2 separate regions of the Homo sapiens genome follow, and region 2 is linked to region 1. Evidence: chromatin contacts called from ENCODE Hi-C data. All regions are on one chromosome and are shown on one strand. Each heading gives the region's core, a stretch centred on a gene start or an enhancer-like site at or near the end of the contact. The rest is flanking DNA. Distances are from core to core; before and after follow the strand shown.

Region 1 (6,831 bases), core at 3,427-5,926:
TCTCAAACTCCTGACCTCAACTGATCTGCCCGCCTCAGCCTCACAAAGTGCTGGGATTACAGGCATGAGCCACCACGCCCGGCCATTTTTATAAAATTTTTGAATGTATTTACTCCATTCTGATGAAATTCTACCTCTCTGGAATCACAGAAGAGAAGAAACCAATACTGCTACAATATTGTGCCTTCCAGAAATGCTTCTATCCACTTCTGAGCTGAACGAGCATTATCTGCAAAGCTCATGTTCTTGTACACTATACTGCCTAATGAAACACTAGGTCCTAAAAGCTAAGACTAAAGATCTGAGCTTAGGGCTAACCCCTACAAGATTCTCACAGATCTACTTTATTAAAACATGGAAGCCAGAGAGACAGCATTGTCTTCCCCAAACACAGACACTCACTAGGCATAGTTGTAGGCACTAGAACCACAGACACTGGTTCCACCATTGTCTAGCTCCATGGCAGAGAGAGAGCCACAACTGGGGAGGATCCCAGTAGCTGACTGTCAGCCAGTCAAAACCTGAATGACTGAGAGGTGGATAAGGAACACGAATGTACTGAAACTGGGAACTTGAGTCCACTCAGCACCCTTGTGAGTCAAAGGCTGCTATAGCCAGGGGATGCTGGTTTTCCAAGTTTCCCTTCCCAAGATAGTCTGAGATTAGAGAGTGCTTTGACTAGACAAAACTTAGAACCATTTCTGTGCTCCCTCAAGTGGGAACATTTGGAAATGCCATTGTTATTTAGGAACCCAGAAGGGATCACAACAATTTTCATCTGCTAGCATCAACAGTCTTGGCTCCATTTTCTCTGGGTGATATCTCCAAAATAAAACCATACTTCATCCCCATAGCTTCTGTAGTAACATGACATTAAAAACTTCAACCTGGGAGGTTGGCTGACAAACTTCCTAAACCAGGGAAGTTTAAGACAGCCCTAAACTTTTCTCCCTTAATGGGCTAGGGGAGAGTGCAGGGAGTAAGGGGGATAATCTCCCTCTTCCCACTGGACTGCATAAGACTGTCAGCTTGGCCTGCCATTTTGGCAAGACTATCAGAACAACAGCCTCATCACTTATAAGTGGGAGAGAGGGCTGTGATAAAGATAGACACATGATATATCAGAGTCTCACAAAGATCTACACAAAGGCACAAAAACAGCTACTTCTGTAGAATTTACCCATCATATGATATATACTGTACTGTGCTACAGTTATTTTGTTCATTATCTATCCAAACAGATTATAAATTCCTGGAAACCTAGAACTATCTTATACTTTGTATCTCCCATACCACCAAGCACAGGGTTTTGCATATAATTCACAGTTGTTTTGTTTTTTAATTCTCAAAGAATGATGCACACTGATATGAACAGATATGCCCAAGACTAAGTTACAGAGGGAGGAAAGAAACATAGAGCTAACTAGAGATACAGATACCAACATAAGAGAGTCAAACACAACTGCATATGTGACTTTTTTTTTGGGCGGGTGGGCAGAGTCTCGCTGTGTCTCCCAGGCTGGAGTGCAGTGATGCGATCTTGGCTCACTGTAATCTCCGCCTCCGGGGTTCAAGCGATTCTCCTGCCTCAGCCTCCCAAGTAGCTGGGACTACAGATGCCTGCCACCACGCCCAGCTAAGTTTTTTTTTGTATTTTTAGTAGAGACGGGGTTTCACTATGTTGGCCAGGCTGGTCTTAAACTCCTGACCTCGTGATCCACCCGCCTCGGCCTCCCAAAGTGCTGGGATTACAGGTATGCGCCACCGAGCCTGGCCGTGACTTTTAACTTTCTGCCTGTTTCACCATATCAGAGGGGGGATTATGTAATTACATCTACTCCTTTCTACCTTTTTTTTTTTTTTTGAGACAGGGTGTCACTCTGTCATTCAGGCTGGAGTGCAGCGGCATGATCACAGATCACTGCATCTTCAACTTCCCCAGCTTCTCCGACTTCTGCCTCCCGGGCTGCTGGGACTACAGGAACATACCACCAGGCCCAGCTACTTTTTGTATTTTTTTGTAGAGATGGGGTCTCGCTATGTTGACCAGGCTAGTCTTGAGCTCCTGGGCTCAAGCGATCCGGCCACCTTGGCCTCCCAAAATTCTGGGATTACAGGCAAGAGCCACTGCTCCTGGCCTCCTTTCTACTTTTAATAACATAAGGGACCTGAGAAAGTACCACTGTACCACGCAAGTACAAAATATTACAGAGACACAGTCTACATCTGACAAATAGACTCGCAATTTCTTCCAAACTTCTGATCTACATTTCCAATTATTTGTTTGACAACCATAGATGTCACAGAGACTCCTCAAATGCTTGAATACGAAACAAAACATTTGTCCCTCCAATCCTATTATTCTCGCTGTGGTTCCCATCTTGTTTTTTTGTTTTGCACAGCTGTCTTCTTAACACTTATCAGCTAAGCTGGTATGTTAGAAATGTCTCAGATCCATCTCTCTCATTGCCAATATCACAGCCTTAATTTAGGCTTTTACCTCTCACCTCTGCAACGTTGTTTAAACTGGGGTCCTTGGCCCAAATCTATCTGTTCTTCAATTTATCTTTCATGCTTTCACCAAGTTTGTTCACCAAAGCATCTCAGATTTGGAAGGGACTTTCATCCCCATTAACAAGAAACTTTACTTTTCGAAGTAGCTCAGTCCATGTACAGAAAGCTGCTATGAACATTCCTAAAGGACATTCACTGACTTGCTCATAAATCTTCCATGGGTCCCCTATTACAAAACAAAGTTCAAATTTAGCATGGTGTGTAATACCTTCAACCTGATCTTAGCCTGCTTTTCCAGTCTTTTCTCCCACTGTGACCAAAATCCAAAGCCAGCAACATCATGCCGCTGGCTCACCCCCAGTTCTCTACATACCCCAATTTCAGTGCCCTTGCTCACACTGTTCTCTCAATTTGCAGTGCCCTCTCCTAGGTCCAAAGTAATTTTTCTCTCAGCTATTCTGTCACAGTCCTCTGTTTTCATATTGATGACAGCATTTATTATAGTCTACCTTTAAATAACAGCTGTTGCTGGCTTGCCCTCACCATCACTCCAGTTAGGCTGAACATTTTCAAAGCAGGAGTTTTCTTTCTTTTCTTTTTTTTTGGAGACAGGATCTCACTGTGTCACTCAGACTGGAGTGCAGTGGCATGATCTCAGCTCACTCCAGCCTCCACCTCTTTGGATCAAGCGATCCTCCCACCTGAGCCTCCCGAGTAGCTGGGACTACAGGCACACACCACCACCACCACGCCTGGGTAATTTTTGTATTTTTGTTTCTGTCGAGACAGGCTTTCATCATGTTGCCCAGGCTGATGCTGAACTCCTGAGCTCAAGCAATCCACTTGCCTTGGCCTCCCAAAGTACTGGCATTACAGGCGTGAGCCACCACACCTGGCTGAGTTTTCTTTTTCCTCTTTTTAACTTCTACCCCAGAGCCTAATCCAGTACATAAAGTGTAAAGGCTAAATTAGAAAATCTATATAAAAATGCTTTGTAAACCATAATACATTTACAAGTAAGTAGAATATGACATGTCATTTTAAATTTAATGGAATTAGACTCCTTATTTTTGTTTAAGATTATCCTGATTAGTCAGAATTGGCTCCCTTGCCTGGGAGACCAACTGCGAATCATTTTAGTACTTTGGTCGGTTTTCTTTTTGAAAACCTGAAAGAAACAACCTCTCTGTGAGCAGAGAAACGGTGTGGCAAAGAATTACTCTGGGCATGTAATCCAAAGCAAAGTGAACCTGCAGTCCTTTCGTAACTACAGTAGCAGATGATAAAAACCAAGATGGAAAGAGTTACTCTGCCTGAAAGAAGACACATGGTTAAAAACTGTGGAGAGGGAAGTGTATGGGAGGGGTTACAGAGCGCTAGAAAAAGACTCCTGAGAGTGAGGGTGGGTGCAAACATGTAGCAGGCAACCCGCAGCATCTGTGGGAGGGTGACAGGGCCCTGCCACAATTGGTCAATGCCTGCTCGCCAAGAATGAGCTATGCCAAAACCCCTGCTTAGAGTCGCAGAGCGGGCCATGACCTAAAATTGTCCAGGGACACATCGGCCTCTAACACTGCAAGATTTCCTCTTTCAAGCAAACCTCAATTCTCGGTCTTATTAAGGGAATGTGACTTCACTGGACGCAGTATAAAGATCTTCAGATGTCCTCCTGCCGGGGATTGCAGGGATCACAGAAAGACCATCGAGGTCCAGGAGCTACCTGCAAGCGGAGATCCCTCTGGACGCCCCGTGCCTCACCCAGCAAAGCCGGCTCACAACCCTGCGCTCTCAAACCTCTAAAAGGGCTTGAGGTGCCAATAGGAAAGGAGGCCCGAGATTGCCACGGCATACGTGGGCCCCAAGGAGGGAGCCAGGAGTCACTGCCTGCTTGGGCTAAGGGTACCGCGTACGGAAAGGCGGCGGGGACGCGGCCCAGTTCCAGGAGATGCGCCCAACGAAGAAGCGGAGGAACAGGGTCACGGGATAGGGCAGACACCCGGCTGCTTTTTGTTTGCTAGACACCAGCGCCAGCCCCTGCCCGGCCCTCCCGGTCTCCTAAGGGTTGGGGGGGTGTCTTAGGCTCCACAGCGCCCCCGACCGCCCTCCTGCACTCCTCACCGTCTCCATTGCAAGAGGCGCCCGGCTTGGTTTCCTCGCTTTAGGAAACTCTCTTGGGGCAGGCCCCGCCCCACATCCGGTGCGGCGACGCCACTTCCGCCCACGTCATGGCAGTCGCCAGACTGGGGCGGAAGGCAAGGAACCCACCCTTCCGGCGGTGGCGGGCCTCGGTAACCGCCCTCCCCCGGGTCCTCGCGGACCGCACGGATCCGGCTGACGGCGAGGGTCATGGGACGGAGCCGCTTGTATTTAAAATGTTCTTTTTTTATTTGTCGTTTAAAAACAAACTTGGAAGAAGCAAAATCCAAAACTTGCCCTTTGCCTCTCGCAACATAAATATGTACAGTTCAGAATGATCGCTGATACAAAACATGCCAAGGACAGGGGCGCTGAGGGTGGAGGGAGAGAGGGCGCTTTAAAAAAGGGAACCATTTCATCCGTTGTTACGAAGGACCAACCTTGCTGTACAGGATACACACAACACAAAATAAAGTCTTCACGGGATTCACACTTGTCAGCGATTTATTTTTTAAAAAGGGGGAGGGTCCTGGAGGTGAGGGGAGAAGACTGTAAAGGGGAAAACTGAAAACTGAGTATGTGCGAGTGTAAACCAACCCAAAATACAAACACGGGGGCGGGGGGTGGGGTGGGGGATTCTGATGCAATTATACAGGCAGGGTACTTAAAAAAAAAACCAACCAAAATTCCAACCTTGTAGCTTGGGTCTGAGTTATAGTTTATATAAAAATTAAAAACTGTATAAGGTTTCTTCACTAAATTCTACAGGACTATCGGATACCTAGCATATGCTTACAAAGTCTGCCCCATCCCCTTTTCCCAATCCCAGGGCCCAAGCCCCAAACACAGCCTGACTCACGGGAGCCAATCTCCCCCTCCCTGTAGCCTAGACCTTCTGCTCTCGGAAAAGGAACATCCAAGGGCTGTGGCTTTGAGGGCAGCAGCCCAGTCTTCCTACTGTCTGATTTAATTACAGCGGTTCCTGTGGGAGTGGGGGCTGTTATTCTCTTAAACATTTGCAGCTTGAAACAGTTGAGGAAGCAGCTTTAAAAAAAAAAAATCTCCCTACCCCCAACAATCCACAACCCCCCAAATTCAAAACAAAACAAAAACAAACCTAAAATCACAACAGCGACCAAGCTCCCCCTCCAGCAGGCCCGCCCGTCCACCACCACCAAGCCCACCCCTACACTCCAGACATCTGATTCTTGAAAATATTAATTACAAAATGCCCTTTGCCCACAGCCCCTAGAAGAGAACTGCATATAAGCTTCATCTTCATCCCCACGGTTCCCTACCAGAGAGGGGTTTGGGGCCTCACCCACCCCTTACCTACTCCCACCCCCAGGAAGAGGTTCAACTGCAGCACAAGCTTGGGCAGAAAGGGGAAGGAAAGGGAGGCAAGGAACCCATCACCCTCTGGCTCCCCCTGGGGTCAGCTCTCTTTTGTGCGTTATAACATAGTCCAACTATACAACAGGGGGTGGGAATTGCCCAGCCTCTATACCCCCATCTTACAGCAGTCACAGCCAGGGGGTGGGGAGTGGGGTGGGGGGTGAGGAAAAGGGCGGTAGGTCGGGTAATGGAGGGGGCCCCCCCACAAGGGGAGCTCCATGTGTCCGCCCCACACCCCCCTACCATTTATAAACTGGTTTTGTAAAAAGAAAATAGATATATTTATATAGAATATATAAAGCACAAAAATTAGTAGTTTTACATTTGCTCTCCCCGGGGGGTGGGGGGAGAGGGGAGGGTTCTCACCTCCAGCCGGCTCCCCCATGCCCCACAAGACTATGTACAATCCCATGTATAAATAGATAAATACCCCCCACCCTCCCCGCGCTGACACTAAGCTCCCCCACCCCCACATCACCACCCCTTCCCACCAGACCAGCAGCAGTTTGGTGACTGAGGGAAAGTGGGAGCTCCGGGCCACACCCTGCCTCACTAGGTATGGGCATGCCACTCAGGGATAGCCCTCACCCTACCCCCCACCCAACCCGTCCAGGGGCTGGAGGGCAAACAGGCTCATGATGAGGTTGGGAAAACAGGAGGGAGATATCCTGGTCCTAGGTTTAGCTCCCTCCTGCCCCCATGTCCAGATGGAGAAGGAAGTCCTAGAGCAACTAGGGGCCAGTCATCCCCAATCTTCATCATCATTTGCCTCAACCACCATCCCAT
Region 2 (6,447 bases), core at 63-2,562, 550 kb after region 1:
TGAGAGGAGATTCTGCAAAGGAGAAATGAGGCTCCCTGAGGCTCAGATTTCCAACTGGCCAGCCTCACTTCCTTATACTGGCTCAGGTCCCCCAGGGTCCCATAAGCTAGGGAAGACATAAGGACAGGAAAGAGGCATAAGGCCCCACTCTGCCAATAATAGCCTTAGACATCAGTCTTGTGAAGGTCACTGGCACCTTTCAGAGTATGATAACAGCTATGGACTGCAGAAAAGGGTGCAAACACATACTATTTTAGAGGGTTCATAGACCCTTTAATTCTACTGGTATCTCCTAGGTTAAGCGCCTTGACTATAAACTAGCAAGAGACAAGGGATTCTTTGGCCCACATTTTTCTTTACTTCAGCTGTCCACTCAGCTCAGCAGCACCAGCCTTCCCCTCCCAGGCCAAAGCAGGAAAAAAGAAAGGGAGACAAAACTCCAACCAGTCCATCTCGTTTTTTTTTTGTTTTTCTTTTCCATTTGGGGTTTTTACTGAAGATTTAGTAAGTGGTATTTCCATGAGATACCATCTCGTGGAAACCAAAAACCACTGTTTGGGAACTGCGTGATTATCAACCACGCTGTGCCCCAACAACCCCTAGAGAACCCAGGTACTGGACTTTCTCGGGGCGCTCCTCTCGTGAGTCCCCACTTCTAACCAGGGTGGCTCTTAGCTCAGTGTTCTAGCCCTGTCCCCAGGTGAGCCTGTCGCTCTCCGCTCCATAGGCTACGACTAAGAATCTTGACATCTGAGGAGAGGGCGAAGGGGCCCGAGCTTGCCGGCAAACTGAGGTAGGGTCTGTGCCCCTTCCTTACCGGACCCTCCGCCCCTCGTTCTCCCAAGAGTGCACACCCAAGGTAGGGGATCGGTCCAGGTCTGTCTCAAGAACTCGGGGTAGGAGCATTGATGAAGTCACCTCTGCAACTCAAAGCAGAGCACCAAGTAGCCTTGGTTTGAGACCCACAGGCTGGTGGCTGGGGAGGTGGGGGTAAACTCGCAAGCCCATTCTCACCCCACGGTCTCCATGCCTTTGCGCATGCGTAACACTTCGAGCCAGATTCTAACCCGGTCCGGCCCACGCATGCGCAGCTTTTCGGGGCGCCACTGGGGCGGGGCCCCAAACTTGGGGGGTGGTCGTCCCCGGCGGCACTCTGCAAAACTCCATTTCATCCCCAACTCCTCTGAGAACCCTCAGAGGCGAACCGCGAGGTCTCACCATTCCTAGACTGCCAGATCCAACAATTTCTCCGCGGCGACGGTAGCAGCCGCAGGGCCAAAGCCGGCTTCCGTGAGGTACGTCTACTTCCGGTTAACGAACCAGGGGGCTGGCAATCTCTTCCGGTTCGTCTTGGCAACGTGTGTGAAGGGGGCGTGGCCATGGTACGGAAAGTGTAAATATTTTACCAATAGCGGAAAGTAAAGGCTTTCCTAGTTGGGACAGCATATAGGGAAACGTTAAGGATTATAGGCACCGGAGAGGTAACCCGGCTTGAGGGGTTGGTTAAAGGGAAAGGCGAGACTTAGGGCGAGACCGAGCGGGGCTAATTGAGGCGACCCGGGGAGGGGCGGGACCGCGGACTGGATTTCGACTTCCAAATTCCCACGAGGTATAGGAGTCTGAGGGTTGCACAGGACCTTATGCATTGTTTGACTCCTCCAGAGCCTTTAGAGAAACTTCTATCAGGCCCGCCTGCTAGGCACTAGTCGGGGAGATAATGTAGCCAGGGAGATGTGGCGGACAGAAAGGGCAGAGAGGCTCTCTGAGGAGCGGATGGAGGATCGTGGGCCGCTTTACTGAGAAGGAAGAGACCCTGCGAGAAGGAGTAGTGTCGACTTGGTCCCGTCAGCCGGACCCCACCTGGACGGCTGGGGCCACTTGTGGTCGCCGGGAGGTAAGAGAGAAAACCAATGGAAGCACCTTCAGAGGAGAGTGCCTTGGAAGGAATCTTGGGGTGGGAGAACGAACCTGTCGGAAAAATTGGGAATTTGGGGCTGTGAGAGATGTTCCGGAAAACTAGAAAGACTGTTGTCTAAAAGAGGAATTCTGTTTTATGCTTCCTTTGCGAGGTACTAAAGTCTAGCAGCTATAGAGAGACATACTTCAGCTCAGAATAAGAAAGATTCAGTTCCAAAGCTGTCCATCAGAGGTGTCAAGAACACATAACATGGACATTGCTAGGGAATTCAAGTGTCAAATGAGAGACTGGCCCTTTTGGCCCTGACGGTATACTATGGCCCTCTGCTTCGAGAGTACCAACCTCATTTACTGTTCTGTGGACTTGTTTAATGAGTATGTACTTATTTTAACTCCCATGAAAGAGTGTGTGTTTTATTTTTTAACAGGCACTTGATTAAATATATTATGTAAACTTGTGAAAATATCAGAAAACCAATGAAATTTTTTTTTTTTGAGACAGAGTCCCGCTCCATAGCCCAGGCTGGAGTGCAGTGGCACAATCTCGGCTCACTGCAACCTCCGGCCCCCGGGTCTCGGTTCAGGCAATTCTCCTGCCTCAGCCTCCCGAGTAGCTAGGATTACAGGCACGTGCCACCATGCCCAGCTAAGTTTTTTTTTTTTTTTTTTTGTAGAGACAGGTTTTCACCATGTTGGCCAGGCTGGTCTTGAACTCCTGATCTCATGATCAGGCTGCCTCGGCCTCCCAAAGTGCTGGGATTACAGGCATGAGCCACAGCACCCGGCCTGAAATAATTTTTATAAAAAGTGATTACACAGAACATTAATAATATTAATGTTATTAAATATATATGAATTCATGATAACTATTAAAAACATACAAAGGAAAAGACAGTTGAAGGAAATGCACCAGAATGTTAACACATGTCCAAGTGGTAGTAGTAGTAATTCTTCTCTCTAATTATTTTCCAGTTTTTTAATACATGGTTTTTAAATTTTGTTTTATTTTTTTTGAGACAGAGCCTTCCTCTGTCACCCAGGCTGGAGTGCAGTGGAGCGATCTCGGCTCCTGCAACCTACACCTCCCGGGTTCAAGCGATTCTCATGCCTCAGCCTCCTGAGTAGCTGGGATTGCAGGTGTGCGCCACCATGCCTGGATAATTTTTGTGTTTTTAGTAGAGATGGGGTTTCACTATGTTGACCAGGATGGTCTCAAACTCCTGACCTCAAATGATTCACGCACCTCAGCCTCCCAAAGTGCTGGGATTACAGGTGTGAGCCACTGCGCCCGGCCATATTTTACAATGAAAAAAAAAATAGGTTCTACACAACTTCTTTTTATTGATTGATTGATTTTGAGGCAGAGTCTCGCTCTGTCACCCAGGCTGGAGTACAGTGGCACAATCTCGGCTCACTGCAACCTCCACCTCCTGGGTTCAAGTGATTGTCCTGCCTCAGCCTCACAAGTAGCTGAAATTACAGGTGCCTGCCACCTGCCTGGCTTATTTTTGTATTTTTAGTAGAGACGGGGTTTCGCCATGTTGGCCAGGCTCGTCTCGAACTCCTGGCCTCAAATAATCCACCCGCCTCAGCCTCCCAAAGTGCTGGATTACAGGCGTAAGCCACTGCACTGAGCCACAACTTCCTGAGTGAAAGAGGAGAAAGGAAAACTCTTGGCTTCCAGCTGCCTGAGGTAATTCCTTCCCCCAAGGTGTCACGAGGGAAAGGTGGTGGTCACCATCATCTCCTGTTTGGTACCTGGAAACTCAAACTTCCCCTCTGGTCCTCAATCCTCCCTACTATTGGATAAAAAGAAACCTAGGCACCCTTGTGGTATGGATGCAGGGATTTCTAAAGGGCAGCTTCCTGCTCAAGATTGTGTTTTCTGTTTACACAGCGTGGTGGACTATACTAGCTATAGTTAGTATATATAGTATAGTATCTATACTAGATGAAAGTTCTCAGGATGGTCTTCTATGAAGAGGTGATGACTGAGCTGAGATTTGATGTCGATAGGCAACCAGTCATACAATAAGGTGGGGTACACCGACCCCATCAGAGGGGATAGCTCTGGCTCCAAAGCAGGAAGGAGTTTGGTGAGTTTGAGGAACAGGAAGGACCCCGGTGTGGCTGGAGCAGGGCGATCAATAAAAAGAGGGAAAGAGTTGAGAACAGAGGAGTCATCAGAGGGCAGCCCATGCCAGCCCGTGTAGTTCTCAGTATGGATTTTGGCCTTTATTCTTGGTTCATTGCAAAGCTCTTAAAGGATCACAAGCAAGGGCATCCTGTGATATGATCTAAGTTTGAAAATGATCCCTCTGGCTGCTTGTGAAGACTAGATTGCAGGGGGCAAAAGAGGAAGCAGAAAGATCAGGTAAAAGGGTATTGCAGTGATCTAGGTGAGAGGTAAACCCAGGTGGTTTAGCTGGCATGTGGGGGTGGTGAAGATGGACAGGAACTGTGACTGTGGCACATTTTGGAAATAGAACCCCAAGGAGTTGCTGATGGATTGGATATGGGATATGAGGGAAAAGGAAGAATCAAGGATGAGACTGAGATTTTTGGCCTAAGAACCTGGGTGGATGGTAGAACCCCCTGCTTCAGAATATATCCAGAATGTGACCCTATCTTACCAGTTTTCCACGGTCTCCTGGTCCAACTCCCCATTATCCATTATCTGTTACCTGGACTATAGCAAGAGTTCCCTAACTGGTCTCCCAGCTTTCATCCTTACTGCCCTTCTTTAGTTTATTCACAGCAGCTGGGGTATTCCTATTACATTGGCAATCTACTCACATCCTGCTTCTGTTCAAAGTCCTCCATCTTCCTCAGGATAAAAGCTCATGGCCCACCCCCTGTTGCTTCTCTGACTTCACCTCCTGCTCTTCTCACTTGCTCTTTCAAAAATTTCAGTCCTCATCCCCTGCTCACTGTACCTCTTCTTGGCTTTCTCCTTAGCCCTTATTATCTTCTAATTTACTTATTTTTTTCTGTTTACTATAGGTTTTCCAGTAGTAGAATGTAAGCTTTAGGAAGGCAGGGTTTTTGTCTATTTTGTTCACTGCTATAGTAGGTGCTTAATAAATATTTATTGAATAAGTATCTTATGTAAATTGACTGCAGAGAAGTCTGTGGGAGGAGCAGGTTTGTACAGGGGCAGAAAAAAAGTTCTGTTTTAGACATGTTAAGTTTGAGGTGCCTGTAAGGCATCTTGGTGGTGCTGTAGAATAGAGAGGTGGGCACGTTAGTTGGGTCAGGGAAGAGGCCTGGACTGGAGATATCCACTGGGGAGTCATCATCAGGAAGATCTGGATGTGGATGCTTAAGGAGAGAGTGTGGATAAGAGAATGAGGAGGGCTCAAGACCATTGCATGGGACATGCCAACATTTAGGGCAAGGCAGAGGAAGAGGGGCAAGAAAATAAACCAAAAGAAGAATGTGGATAAAAAGAAAAGCTAGCAATGGCACCCATTATCCAGCTTCCAGTTAACTCTTCCTGGCTCTAGAACAGTGGTCCCCAAGCATTTTGGCACCAGGGACTGGTTTTGTGGAATACAATTTTTCCACAGACAGGGGGTTGGGGAACATGGTTTCAGGATGAAACTGTTCCACCTCAGATCATCAGGCATTAGATTCTCATAAGGATGGTGCAACCTAGATCACTCGCATGTGCAGTTCACAATAGGTTTCTCCCTCCTATGAGAATCTAATGCCACCGCTGATCTGACAGGAGGCGGAGTGCAGAGCTCAGGTGGTAATGCTCACTCGCCTGCTGCTAACCTCTTGCTGTGCAGCCCAGTTCCCAACAGGCCACAGCCCAGTACATGTTGGGGACCCCTGCTCTAGAGTAGTCTTTCATAGTCAGGCACTCTTTCCCTGGGGCTGATGTGGTTTACAATGGAGGCCACATTCATGGTTCCTCCTGGAACTTTGCTCAGGGCCCCAGGCTCCATCTTCTGGGGGATTAGAACACAGTGGTTAAGAACATAGGCTCTGACCAGACCTGGGAGCTCACGCCTATAATCCCAGCATGGTGGGAGGCCGAGGCGGGCAGATCACTTGACCTTAGGAGTTCAGGACCAGCCTGGGCAACATGGCAAAACCCCTTCTCTACTAAAAATACAAAAATTAGCCAGGTGTGGTGACACACACCTGTGGTTCCAGCTATTTGGGAGGCTGAGGTAGGAGGACTGCTTGAGCCTGTAGAGGTCAAGGCTGCAGTGAGCCATGATCGCACCACTGCACTCCAGCCTGGGCGACAGAGTGAGACCCTATCTCAAAACAAACAAACAAACAAACAAAAAAAACCCTCCAAAAATATAGGCTCTGTGAGTATGTAGAACTAAACAATCAAAAAGAACATAGGCTCTGGAGCCAAAGTACGTAGTTTGAAACTGCCTCTATCACCTATCAACTTATGACTTTGAGCAAGTTACATTACTGTGCCCCAGTTTCATCATCTGTGGGGAAATAATAGTCCCCACTTCATTAGGATGGTTGTGAGGAGTAAATCGCTTACTACTGAAACAC

Evidence for each region. A loop is a pair of places that touch in the nucleus more often than their neighbours do. Pooled maps may share reads with other maps.
Region 2: a pooled map shows a loop between it and region 1 (6-fold over the local background). The contact joins the promoter of MCRS1 here to the promoter of PRKAG1 in region 1. A Hi-C loop is called at or near these places in 9 of 50 pooled maps.

Annotation. Positions count from the first base shown.
Region 1 is chr12:49,014,100-49,020,930 of GRCh38, forward strand. PRKAG1 (protein kinase AMP-activated non-catalytic subunit gamma 1) reads right to left here and starts at 4,677. Exons shown (of 12, transcript NM_002733.5): 1 at 4,633-4,677. The coding sequence starts at 4,641. KMT2D (lysine methyltransferase 2D) reads right to left here. Exons shown (of 55, transcript NM_003482.4): 55 at 4,879-6,831. DDN-AS1 (DDN and PRKAG1 antisense RNA 1) reads left to right here. Exons shown (of 2, transcript NR_147179.1): 2 at 4,137-5,141. RefSeq lists a silencer at 507-801 and enhancers at 3,718-4,308, 4,881-5,080.
Region 2 is chr12:49,566,830-49,573,276 of GRCh38, forward strand. MCRS1 (microspherule protein 1) reads right to left here and starts at 1,313. Exons shown (of 15, transcript NM_006337.5): 1 at 1,219-1,313; 2 at 1-12. RefSeq lists enhancers at 609-1,412, 1,763-1,812.